Linked DNA regions of Mus musculus: region 2 is linked to region 1. The links are chromatin contacts, found by Hi-C in ENCODE. All regions are on one chromosome and are shown on one strand. Each heading gives the region's core, a stretch centred on a gene start or an enhancer-like site at or near the end of the contact. The rest is flanking DNA. Distances are from core to core; before and after follow the strand shown.

The links. Hi-C counts contacts between places; a loop is a spot of excess contacts on that map.
Region 2: a loop to region 1 is called in a map of T-helper 17 cell, with 27 times the contacts of the local background. The contact joins the promoter of Cbfa2t3 here to the enhancer-like site in region 1. A Hi-C loop is called at or near these places in 5 of 37 maps with a recorded cell type or tissue (T-helper 1 cell, T-helper 17 cell, T-helper 2 cell and 1 more).

Annotation. Positions count from the first base shown.
Region 1 is chr8:110,967,749-110,973,170 of GRCm38, reverse strand. St3gal2 (ST3 beta-galactoside alpha-2,3-sialyltransferase 2) reads right to left here. Exons shown (of 7, transcript NM_009179.3): 5 at 3,938-3,983; 6 at 3,508-3,627; 7 at 674-3,069. The coding sequence ends at 2,896. Among named protein-coding and RNA genes, the nearest start is that of Gm51551, 19 kb to the left of the region's middle. Within about 2 kb of position 2,835, at least 1 of the 3 ENCODE cell types and tissues checked has a DNase peak (open chromatin) inside an H3K27ac peak, as active enhancers do.
Region 2 is chr8:122,675,344-122,680,765 of GRCm38, reverse strand. It overlaps Cbfa2t3 (CBFA2/RUNX1 translocation partner 3), which reads left to right and starts at 2,591. Exons shown (of 12, transcript NM_001109873.1): 1 at 2,591-2,904.

The sequences.
Region 1 (5,422 bases), core at 1,586-4,085:
CAAAGGCAGAAAGGCCTCTGGTTTTGAGGCCAGCCTAGTCTGCAAAGCGAAACCCTGTCTCAAAAAAGCAAAATTAAAGCCACATGGCAGGCCATCTCTGGTCTAAGAATGGAGTAAAAACAGCTCATCCCAGACCATTGCTGTTTCTACCCAGCTACCCTCGTGCAATCCTGATAGGTTTTATGAACATAAAACTCTACATGCTGCCTTCCACATTGGTCTCCTATCTATTTTAACAGAACAGCCCTGCCCCAGTCTCAGAAACCATAATCACAGAAGAGTTAAACGACCAGAGGACAAAACTTATGTATCTGATGTCTGTCAGTTTTTTTTGTTAAATAGCATATACCCTGGAACCCACGAGGCAGAGCTGATGGATCTCCTAGGAATTTGAGACCAGCCTGGTCTACAGAGCATAGGTACAAGACAGCTGCTCTCTCAGAAAATCAACACTAGTTTAGTGTACCTCCTCAGCCTCGCTAAGACTGCAGGGATGAATCACAGCAGCTGGGGTGGGGGAAGGTAATCCATCTGTACTGTGATGATGCACACCTGTAGTCCCGACACTTGGGAGGCAGAGGCAGGAGGATTTCTGAGTTCCAGACCAGCCTGGGCTACACAGAGAAACCTTGTCTTGAAAAGACAAGAAGTACTACTTACTACCTGTGGGTTTGGTTTTTTTTTTTTTTTAATTTAGTTCTAAGATCCATACGACCTATTTTAGTGAGTAGTTTAAGGTGCAGACCCAACATTCCCCCCTGTTTTCCAGTTACCCTACTGAAGTTTAAGCATTTATCCTTAGTGACAGGCAAAACTCAGAGAGGCACTATCTGCCCTCCGCAGCTCTCCCAGAGAACTCTTCCTTTGCATAGCACTTTGTACTGGCAACAAGCTGTGGGCCACACAGCACGATTGGGCTAAGCAGAAAAATGTCAGAACTCGTGAGAGAACTCACTAGAGATTTTTTGCTCCTTTTTTTCCCCCTTAAGAAAGGTCTCATGTAGCCCAGGTTAGTTTGAAAGTTACCATGTAGCTGAGGCTAGCCTTTAACTTCTTTTCCTGCCCCTCAGCCTCTCAACTGCTAGGATTAAGGGCACATGCCACCATGCCTGACATAATAAGTTGATTTTTTTTTTTAAACCATAATACTCAGAGTCCTTAGGGGGGACTTCAGTGAACAGAGCCCATGAACTAGACTCCTCAGCCGTAAGAGGGTATCAGAGTTGTGTTGTTCTCCCAAACACCCTTACCTCCTTAGACACCTAGGATGGTGCAGTTCAGAACAGATGAGTGACTCTATGGGCTTTGTTCTTTTTAATTCAGGGAAAGAAACGGAAGGGAAAGTTGAATGTTTAAATAACTCTAGAAGAAAAAGATGTAGATTCTGGGACCTACCTTTTCTAGAATGGGGATTCATGATTTAAACAAAACAAAGGGAAGAAAAATAAATTACTCTTCTCAATACTGTTTGGCATAATTGCATTGCTTTCCCGTTTCTCATCACAGCAGCTTGAGAGCAGAGATGAGACAGGCAAAAACTGGAACGGTGACTATGTGCGATGGTTCGAGCCCTGAGAGGTTCTGCTATACGCCCCTCCCTTTTTTTTTTTCCTCCACCCGTGCTTTTGAAACTGGGAAGGAACAGACTCGAGCAAAGTTCTCCATGTATTAGTTTTTAGGGTTGTTGCCTCATCCCAAACCTCTTAACACTCTCCCTTATGTGTGACTGTCCCCCAACCAGGCTGCTTGGTAATGTGAACTCATTAAGAATGGGAAATATTTATGTGGACGCTGCAGCAGGGACGTGTTTTCTGCGGCCTGAGACATTCACTGAAGCCCTTTCTCCCAGTGAACCTCAACTGTGACCAAGTCATGCAAGTAGCTTCCAGTTGTAACCCCTGATTCTTGACTGAGCGGCCCTTCTGGAGCTGGAGAGTAGGTTAGAACAGGCGAGTAAGCAGGGTAAAGGTGCGGACAGGAGGAGGCATGCAGGGCAGCCACCAATCCGCTCCTCCCCAGCAAAGCTCCGAGCCATCTGCGCGAGGCCCCGCAAACAATTGTCAAGCAATCTTGGTTGGATCGCCATCCCTGGCAGCTTGAGGGTAACTAAAGCATGAGTCCAAAGCAAATCCTACCCCCAAGCAAGAGGCTGCCTGCTCCTCTTTGGGGTGACAATGAAAGAAAACGGTACATGCTCAGGGATCTCCTTTCCAGCCAACTGTCCAACCGTGTTGCTCTCTCGCGCCTTAGGGCTAAAGACACGGGTCACGTGTGGGAGAGCAAAAGCAGCCGAGTCAGGGTGGTCTCACTTTGTCTCCGAATCAACAGGTGAGCTGGAGAGGAGGCCCAGGACCTAAGGACAGACGCTGAGAAGGTGGTAGGAGACAGGAGTGAGGGCACATGTGAGAGAAGCACCTTGCATGTGACCCGGTGAAGCTTCCTACCCGTTCCTGACACTAGTGAGGCCCTAGGGAGATCAACCCAACAGGGGGTGAATTCAACCCCCTACTACCTGGTGCGCCACGGAAAGCCCTGGAGAGTGTCTCACCGGAACCACATTTCTTTGGATGGCTTCACTCACCCACCCGGCCTAAGCTGGAAATGAGCAGTTCAAGGCGCTCCTGCCCAGCCCCAGACCCGCCTCTTAAAAAGCATCAAAATTCTTATCCAAAGCAGGTTTAGGGGAGGGGGTCGAGGCCCGCCGCCTCCCAAGGCCATGATTGGTGGAGACGGCGGCGCCGGAAATTCTCCTTGAGTTGCGTGATTGGCTAAGAAAGAAGCTCCTCCCAACTGCAGCACTGATTGGTTGCTGGGGACGGCGCAGTCTGATTGGTGGGCTGCAACCGGCGCTTGCCGGACCCAGAAGTGACTGGTTCTGAAGGCGCTCAGGGCCGCTCAGTTCCCTCGGTAGACCTCGATCTTGCTGGCCTTGGCCAGCATGTCGATGATGTGGGCTTCGAAGTCGGCGTCATGCACGCCTGTCTTCCGGAACTCGCCCGCGTACCGGTTGTTCTCCCAGTAGTGGTGCCAGTTGCCTCGACTGTCGGCCCCGAACCCATACACGTTCACCTGTGAGGAGGGTGGCACAGGGGTCACTGGGAGTCGGGGGCGTGGTTGGGGACACCCAGGCCTGACATAAGGGCACTGACTCAGAGGGGACTTCTGTCTCTTTCTCATTTGTGTTTCGCTTTTTCACGACTGGGTCTTATGTAGCCCAGGTTGGCCTCAAACGCTGCTCCTGTCTCAAACTCTCCGTATCTGATTACAGGTGCCACCATGACCCTGCTAAAAATGTGCCTTTTAAATGAAGTAGTTTTGTTAGTAAATCTTAAAAGGTAATGACGATGGGAAATGCAAAAATATTGTTTATAGGAATAACAGATATGAAAAAACATGGTTTCTGTTTACAAAAACTACTTCCCGGGAACCACAGCTAAGATGGGGAAAGGGCTGTTTCCTCTGTTTATGGTTCTCCTAATTCTGCTCTAGACAACACCGACTGCCTACCTCATCACACACATGTAGTGCAAAGAAGAGCACCAGCATTCCTGTGGAAGGGTAGCGCCCGTGGTGCTCGGTCCACCTGTCGTGAATGTACTTGAAGAAGGCTGGGTTGTAAATCTGGACCTGCAAGGAGAGAAAGGTACATGAAGGGCTTGGAGGTCTGGAGATTTGGGCCAGGCTCTGAACAGCTTCTAGCAGTTCCTCGGGAATGCAGCACATGGGTATTCCTAGGTTCTTGTGTTCATTGTAGGGGTCAGGCATACCAGCAGATGCAGATCCCACACCTGCCCCCTCCCCCTGCACCCCCAGGACAGGATTTCTCTTGGGTAGCTCTGGCCATCCTAAAACTCACTCACTCTCTTGGCATCGCTTGAATAAGCCAGCATAATTTCCATGGTGGTGAGAGTCAAAAGACAGGGGGTAGAGAACTTACCTTCTCTTTGTCCACTCGAAGGAAGGACTTCACTGGGGCATAGGTGCTGCAAGAAAACAGGAAAAAAAACCTTTCAGATGGCAACACATTTGCTCCTGATGACCAAATAGTGACACCCTCACAATTTCTAGACTGACCTATTCCCGTTGCATGTTCGCCACTGCAGGGCCATGATAAAAACCTTCAGTGGCTTTCGGGATAAAATTGGGATCCTCTAGTCAAGCCTAGGAACTTGCAGTTTCACCCTTTCTCCCCTAAGCTCTCTGTTGGGAAACTCAGCATTTGGAATAGCTGATCTCAAACTCGCCGTGTGTGTGTGTGTGTGTGTGTGTGTGTGTGTGTGTGTGTGTGTGCCTACTTTTTATGTCAACCTGACGCAAGCTAGCGGCATCTGAGAGGGGAGAACCTCAATTAAGAAGATGCCTCCATAAGATCTAGCTGTGAGGCATTTTCTTAATTAGTGACTGATAGGAGGGTCCAGTCCATTGTAGGTGGAGCCACCCCTAGGCCGGTGGCTCTGGCTTCTATAAGAAAGTAGACTGAGCAAGGCATAAGGAGTAAGCCATTGCTAAACCACTTTTGGCCTTCTTACTACTTTAAAAAAAATTTTTTTTTACTTTAATCCCAGCACTTGGGAGGCAGAGGCAGGTGGATCTCTGAGTTCAAGGCCAGCCTGGTCTACAAAGTGAGTTCCAGGACAGCCAGGGCTATACAGAGAAACCCTGTCTCGAAGAAAAAAAAACAAAAACAAAACAAATCAAATAAAGCTGGGGAGATGGTTCAGTGGTTACCAGCATTTGCTGCTCTTGCAGAGGAATCAGATTTAGTTCTCAGCACCCACATGGAAGCTCACAAACACCTGTATAACCCCAGTTCCTGAGAATCCGATGTCCTCTTCCAACCTCCTTGGGCTCTTGCACACATACAGTGCACATATATACACTCAGTCACATTCACATAAATGCTTTTTTTTTTAAATGTAAGCCAACAAAACCTGACAAACTTTTGGTAAACCAGGCCTTGTGACACAGACCTGTGATCCCAGTCAGTAGGGGAGCTGAGACATGAGGATCACAAGTTCAAGGCCTGCTTCAGCTGCAGAGAAAATTTAAGGCCAGTTTCAGCAGCTTATCAAGAGCTTGTCTCAGAAATAAAACAAACAAACAGCAATAAATAGAAAAGGCAACCAGGGATGGAGAGATGGCTCAGTGGTTAAGAACACTGGCTGCTCTTCCAGAGGTCCTGAGTTCAATTCCCAGCAACCACATGGTGGCTCACAACCATCAGTAATGGGATCTGATGCCCTCTTCTGGGTTGCATTAAGACTGAGTACTCATATACATACAATACATACATAAATCTTAAAAAAGAACAACAACAAACCCTCAGTGAAATGAATTGTCAGGGTTGCCAGCTGTGATAGAACTGCCATCTCAAAGACAGTTACCAGAGAAAAAAAACCCCACAGCCCAGAGCTGTACCCTG
Region 2 (5,422 bases), core at 1,342-3,841, about 12 Mb before region 1:
GATGGTGTCCGCCGTCAAAATGTCACCCTGAGCCGTGAGAAAAGGAGGTGCTGCCCTTCTGGGGGGTGAGGATAGCAGAAACAACCCAGGTGTAGCTGGAAGTGTTAGACATTGAGATTGCTTTCTTTAGAGAAAGGGGCTTCTGTTCTAAGAAGAGCCCCCAGCTGCAAGTCTGGTGTCAGCTCTGTACTGTGAGCTCTGTACTGTCAGCTCGGGCAGGCACAGCCCCTCTCACAGCCTCGTGGGAAGCAGGGACCAGATAAAGGTAGAGAGCTGACTTCACTGGGGAAAGCCACACTGCCATAAGCAAGAGAAAGTGGCTCCTTTGAATTGAATCAAGCCCAGGTCTCTATAGACAATAAAGAGCTTCAGGCGGCACCTGATTTCCTGAGCGGCTGCTGCCTCTAAGGTGTCCACGTGATCCCTGGTGCTTGGTGACTCTTTGTTGTTCTGAGAAGGCGTGTGTCTTGCAGATGGACTGGATACACAGTGTGGGTTGAGAGCTTCCATAAGGTAACATGAGAGTGTCGAAGAGCTGTGACCTGGACATTTCCACAGGGAACCAGCTCTTCATAAAGTAGCAGGGAGACCAAGTGGGTAACAAATGGGCTCTGGAAATGTCTTTCCAGCTGGTGGAAAAATGGAGGGACAACGGCTGTCAGGACTCGTTGTGACTATGCTGCAGTGGGGCCGGCCCACTCCATACAAAGCAGCCCTCAGGGCCCCCACCATCTCCTCCCTGTGCAGCAGCCATGGCTCTCTCTTGGGAGAGCTTCCTAGCTGAGAGGTTTACCTGTCACATTGAATTCTGTACCTCCAACAGAGGTTGTGAGCACCTTTCTTAAGTTCAAGCCACACACTGGCCACTTACCACAAAACAGACATGCCACCCAGCAGCACGAGGTGGGTAAACCTGCAGCTCAAGCTGAGGGTCCCACTCCTGCCTCAGGCTGAGCTCCCAGAGACTGGCTTACGAGGTCTGCTGAGAGGCCACTCTGCCGGGGCCACTCTTCACGACAGTATCTCTGAAGAGGACTGTCCTTTGCTTTCTCGGTGTACACAGCACACTAGCAGCCACACAGCTGGTGTCCATATGCCTGGGATAAAAAGTTTGCGGTCTCAAGCCACATAGCCAACTCTTCTAGATCCACATTCCTCTGTGAAATGGGCTCGGGACCCTCCACTCCTCTATAAGATTGATACATGTGGCCAGGGAGATCTGAAAATGTGGACAGTTTTATAGGTGTCAGACTAGGATTAGATAGCATCCTCCACAGAGGGAGATCCGGGAAACCAAGGAGCCCAGATCCCACCCCAGGAGGACCGTGCAGGAACGCTTTTTCAAGAAGGCAGAGGTGAACCCCTGAGAGGGACCCCAACTGGGGAAAACCAAGCCACTACAGCAAGCCTGGAAAGAAACGGAGGGTATTTTTACTTATTTATTTATTTAATTTTGGCACATTGCTAGATTTTTATCCTTCACATGCAGATGTATGCCTAATGAGATGAAAATCAAGCCCCCCCCACCCCCACCCCCCCGCTGATCTGAAGTTCTGGCCCCTTGTCTCTGCAGGCGGTGACCCTGGGTCTCTCCTTAGTCTCAAAGAAGCAAAGTGTGAGTGAGTGAAAAACTGGGAAGGGAAAGGAAGGAAGTGCAGCGAGTTTGCTCAAATGTACCAACCGGAGGAACGCCTGGGACTTGTCGCAAGGCGCCTCGAGGAAAAGTGGGTAAAGTGGGTGGGGAGCAGGCTCAGAGGAAGCAGAGAAAGTAGGACGCGGACAAGCAGAAGCAGCGGCTGGGGGCTTTTCCTCAGGTTGACATTAAAATGAATGATATGCAAACGAATGCAAAGCATATGCGAACGCCGGCCCCGATGGCAGTGGGGAGAGCGGGATCCTGAGCCCACTTGCCGCAGGTCGCCTGGCGCCTTGGGGACCAAGGCCGAGCGCGGCGGGTGGAGCGCGCCCCCTGCCGGCAGAACGCGCAGGTGGCCCGGGTACCCCGAAGGGCTTGCGAAGGGGGTGAGGGGGGGTGCGGCGGCCGAAGGAGGGGCGCCCGCCTCCCCGTCCCGGAGTAGACACCGCGGCTCCGGGAGCAGCGACGCCGTCGGGCTGCGACTGCTCCGAGGTGGGTGTGTGCGGTGCGCTCAGCTCGCCCGCCCTCCCGGGGCGCGGCCTGCGCGGGGCGGGGGCGCACAGCTAGGAGTCCGCCCCGCACCGGGTTGCCCCGCGCCGCACGCACTGGCTACGCGCTGGGACTCCTCGGCCCGTTCCCACTCCACGGCCCCGCTCTCCTGCATCCGTACGGGGGTCCCACGCGCGGCCTGGCGCTCCTGAGGTCCCTACGTCCTGAGTCGGACCCCATAGCCAAGTCCGCCGGGCGCGTCCCGGGGCCCCTCGGCCACCCGGGCGGTGGAGGCGGGAGCCGCTCTGGGCATTGGGCGGCGCCGGGCGCACGGAACCGGGCCTCTCTCCGGCGGCCGGCGCCCCGGGGCGGAGCGAGCGCGATGGGCGTCGGGCTGGAGGCAGGTGGCGCAGCGGCGGCGGGGCGCGGGAGGCGGGGGCGGAGCGCGCGGGGCGGGGGCCGCGGGACTCGGTGAGACGCGCGGGCGAGCGCGCGGCAGCAGAGCCGAAAGCACGGCGGCTGGACCCGGCGGCCGCCGAGGCCGAAACCACCCGGGCAGCGTGCGGGCTTTGTTCCCGCGCTGGGGGCCGAACGCACTCGGCATGGCCCAGGCGGTCGCCCCGCGCGCCCCGACCCCGCCGCGCGCCTGAGCCCCGCGCAGCGCGAGAAGACAGCGTACGGATCGCCCCCAAGTTATGGAGGTGGCGACCCAGTGAGAAGGAAAAGCCACTTCGGGAGCCGGGTTGCGAGAGAGCTACGGTCCCCTGGAGCTCCAGACCGTAAGTGCCGCCCCTGCCCTGTTCAACACCGCCGCTGTCACCCTACTTTGCCGGTTGCTGCCGTCCCGGGGGTCCTCGCTTTGCACCCCCTCTCCAGCCCCTCCACTTTACAAAGTTCGTGCCCACGGCAGGGTGGAGCCAACTCTGCCCACTCATTTGACTGAGTTGCAGCCACCCTAGGTGAGCAGACAGCTTGACCTGTCCAGAGTGTGTGTGGTTCATCTTTAGGTAGGAGCTGAGTCGGTGGGGGAGTATGGGCTCCCCAACCACCACCCACAAGCGCCCCCTGGGGTGCCGGGTCTCCTGACAAAGACTGGTAGCCTGAATGACAGGGCTCGGGACTGACTGGAGTAGCGGGAGGGCAACCTTCCTGGGAGATAGTGCTGGCAGGAGAGGGTCTGCTGCTTTCTCTAGCCCTTCCCCCTCTTATTTTGGTCCCTGGATCAGCCATTAGGGCCATGGAGCTGAGCATCCTTCCTGATGGTCGGGAGGGGATCCTGACCGCCCTCCCTGGGGTCCTGACAGCCAGGTGCAGGCACAGCCTCCGGCTCTGATCCTTCTCACAGGCTTTGGGAACGGTCCATCTGTGTGTAGGGCAGGCCCAGAGCCAGGCTGTGGGAACAGCGGGGAGGAGGTGTGAGGAGGTGTGAGCACCGCGGAGGGACAGATGGCTGGGAATTCAGCCGGAGTCGGGCTGACTAAGGTGGAGCAGAAGGCAGCCAGGCTGGCAGCTCCTGGCTTTGAGCCGCTGCCTTTCAACTCATGGCCCTGAACTTGGTGTGTTTGGGCTTCTTGACCACAGTGCTGGCTGGACCTACCCCCCTGCTCCATGAATAGAACTATCTGATCATGTGAGCTAAAGCTGACTTTCAGAGCCCAATTCCTCAAAATAACAGACGATCTCATGCTCCTGTTTGTAGGGTTGATCCCAGTAACTGTCACACCCGTCCCTCCTATCCTGAGGCCAGGATGTGGCTTCATTATGTCTGGCTGGGTGTGTGCTTCCTCCCGGCGCTCAGAAACAGGAGGTTCCCAGGCAGCCACTCAGAGGATGGGGCTGGCAGAAGACAAAGGGAGCGGTCACTTTGCCCTGGCATTGCCCTTGCAAGTTGCTGGAAGGTTTCAGAAACTTCTCAAGACTGGGACTCTCTCATCTCCCTAAGACCCCAGGGGCTGGTCTGAGAGAGTTCAGCCATACCCGGCCAGAATGCACTTGGCTCCTGGCCTGGGAAGAAGTAGGAAAGCCCTGTGAGAGATTTCTGGTCTTGTGCATGGAGGGATCCTGATGGGGGCTACACTGGGGTCATGATGTCACCCCACCTTGGTCCACTGAAGGGCGGAAGTCAGAAGATGTGGCTGTCCCCAGTTGGCACTGGGAGCCCACAGTTAGAGCACCAAGCTGAGAAAATGCCGCTATTTGGGACTGTTTTTTTTTTGGGGGGGGGGCACAACCACTCTTGTGCATTGAGAGGGAAAAGCAGAGAAAGGAGGAACCCTGCGAACAGAAGGAACAGATGTGGTGCTCGGTGCTGCCCGGGAGCTAGACAGACACGGGGAGGGAGAATATCACGTTAGGACTGATTTTCTGGCGGAATCCACCCTCCCGGGAGGTACTGTGATCTTGATGAGAGGGGAGAAAGGGAGGGCCATGTGTACCTGGCACACCACCATCTTTTGCTGTGTGCCAAGCCTGAGCTGGCATATGGAAGACACCCCTGGACAGTTCCTTGCAGGATGCTCTGGGGCTGCTGGGTGGTCCAAGCAGCTCTCAGGTCCTTGTCTGGCTCTTCCTCTGTTACCGGGTTATCCATGTAATTGAGTTACCACCTCCAGGAAATCTCTCTGATTGCGCTCCACATATACTCCTTTCTGCGTGACTGAAAGAAACTCGTTTTCCTTCCTACACGCAGATCTGGAAATGCTGGCAAGGCTGGGTCACTGGGCCACAAGATCTGAGCCAGTAGGTTTGCCCACCATGGAGAACCAGGCTTAGCTTCAGCCTCTTCTGATGCAGAAGACAGGAGGGTGTGTCGGGAGAGGTGTTTCCCACCACCTTCTGGAATGGTCTTCCCTCCCCCCTCCTGCACTGTAAGCGGGATGGGTTTGGGGGTGGGGGGGTTCTGATTCATTCTCAGCCTCCCACGTGCCAGTGGGATGGTGGTGAATTAGATGGATCTAGATATCCTCCAACCACCAAGAGAACCCTCCTAGCTCATTCATGGCTGCTCGGGTGTGCATGTGTATGCTGGGTGCGCATGGAATCCAGCACAGGACAAGAGGCTTGCAGGCTGCTAGGCTGGCCATGCCTGGGGCGAGGGGACTGGCCCTATGGATCTTCCTTGGTTGGCCATTGTTTCCTGCACTGGCCCTCCAGACTTTAGGTCTGCCTGCCACACAGCAGGGTCACAACATTTTCTTTAGCAGTGACTATGATCTTCAGAACTTAGCTCATTGTCCAAAACAGATCCTCTTGCCCAACCAGACAGACTTGGTGGCGTGAGTTTGATGATAGCCCGGA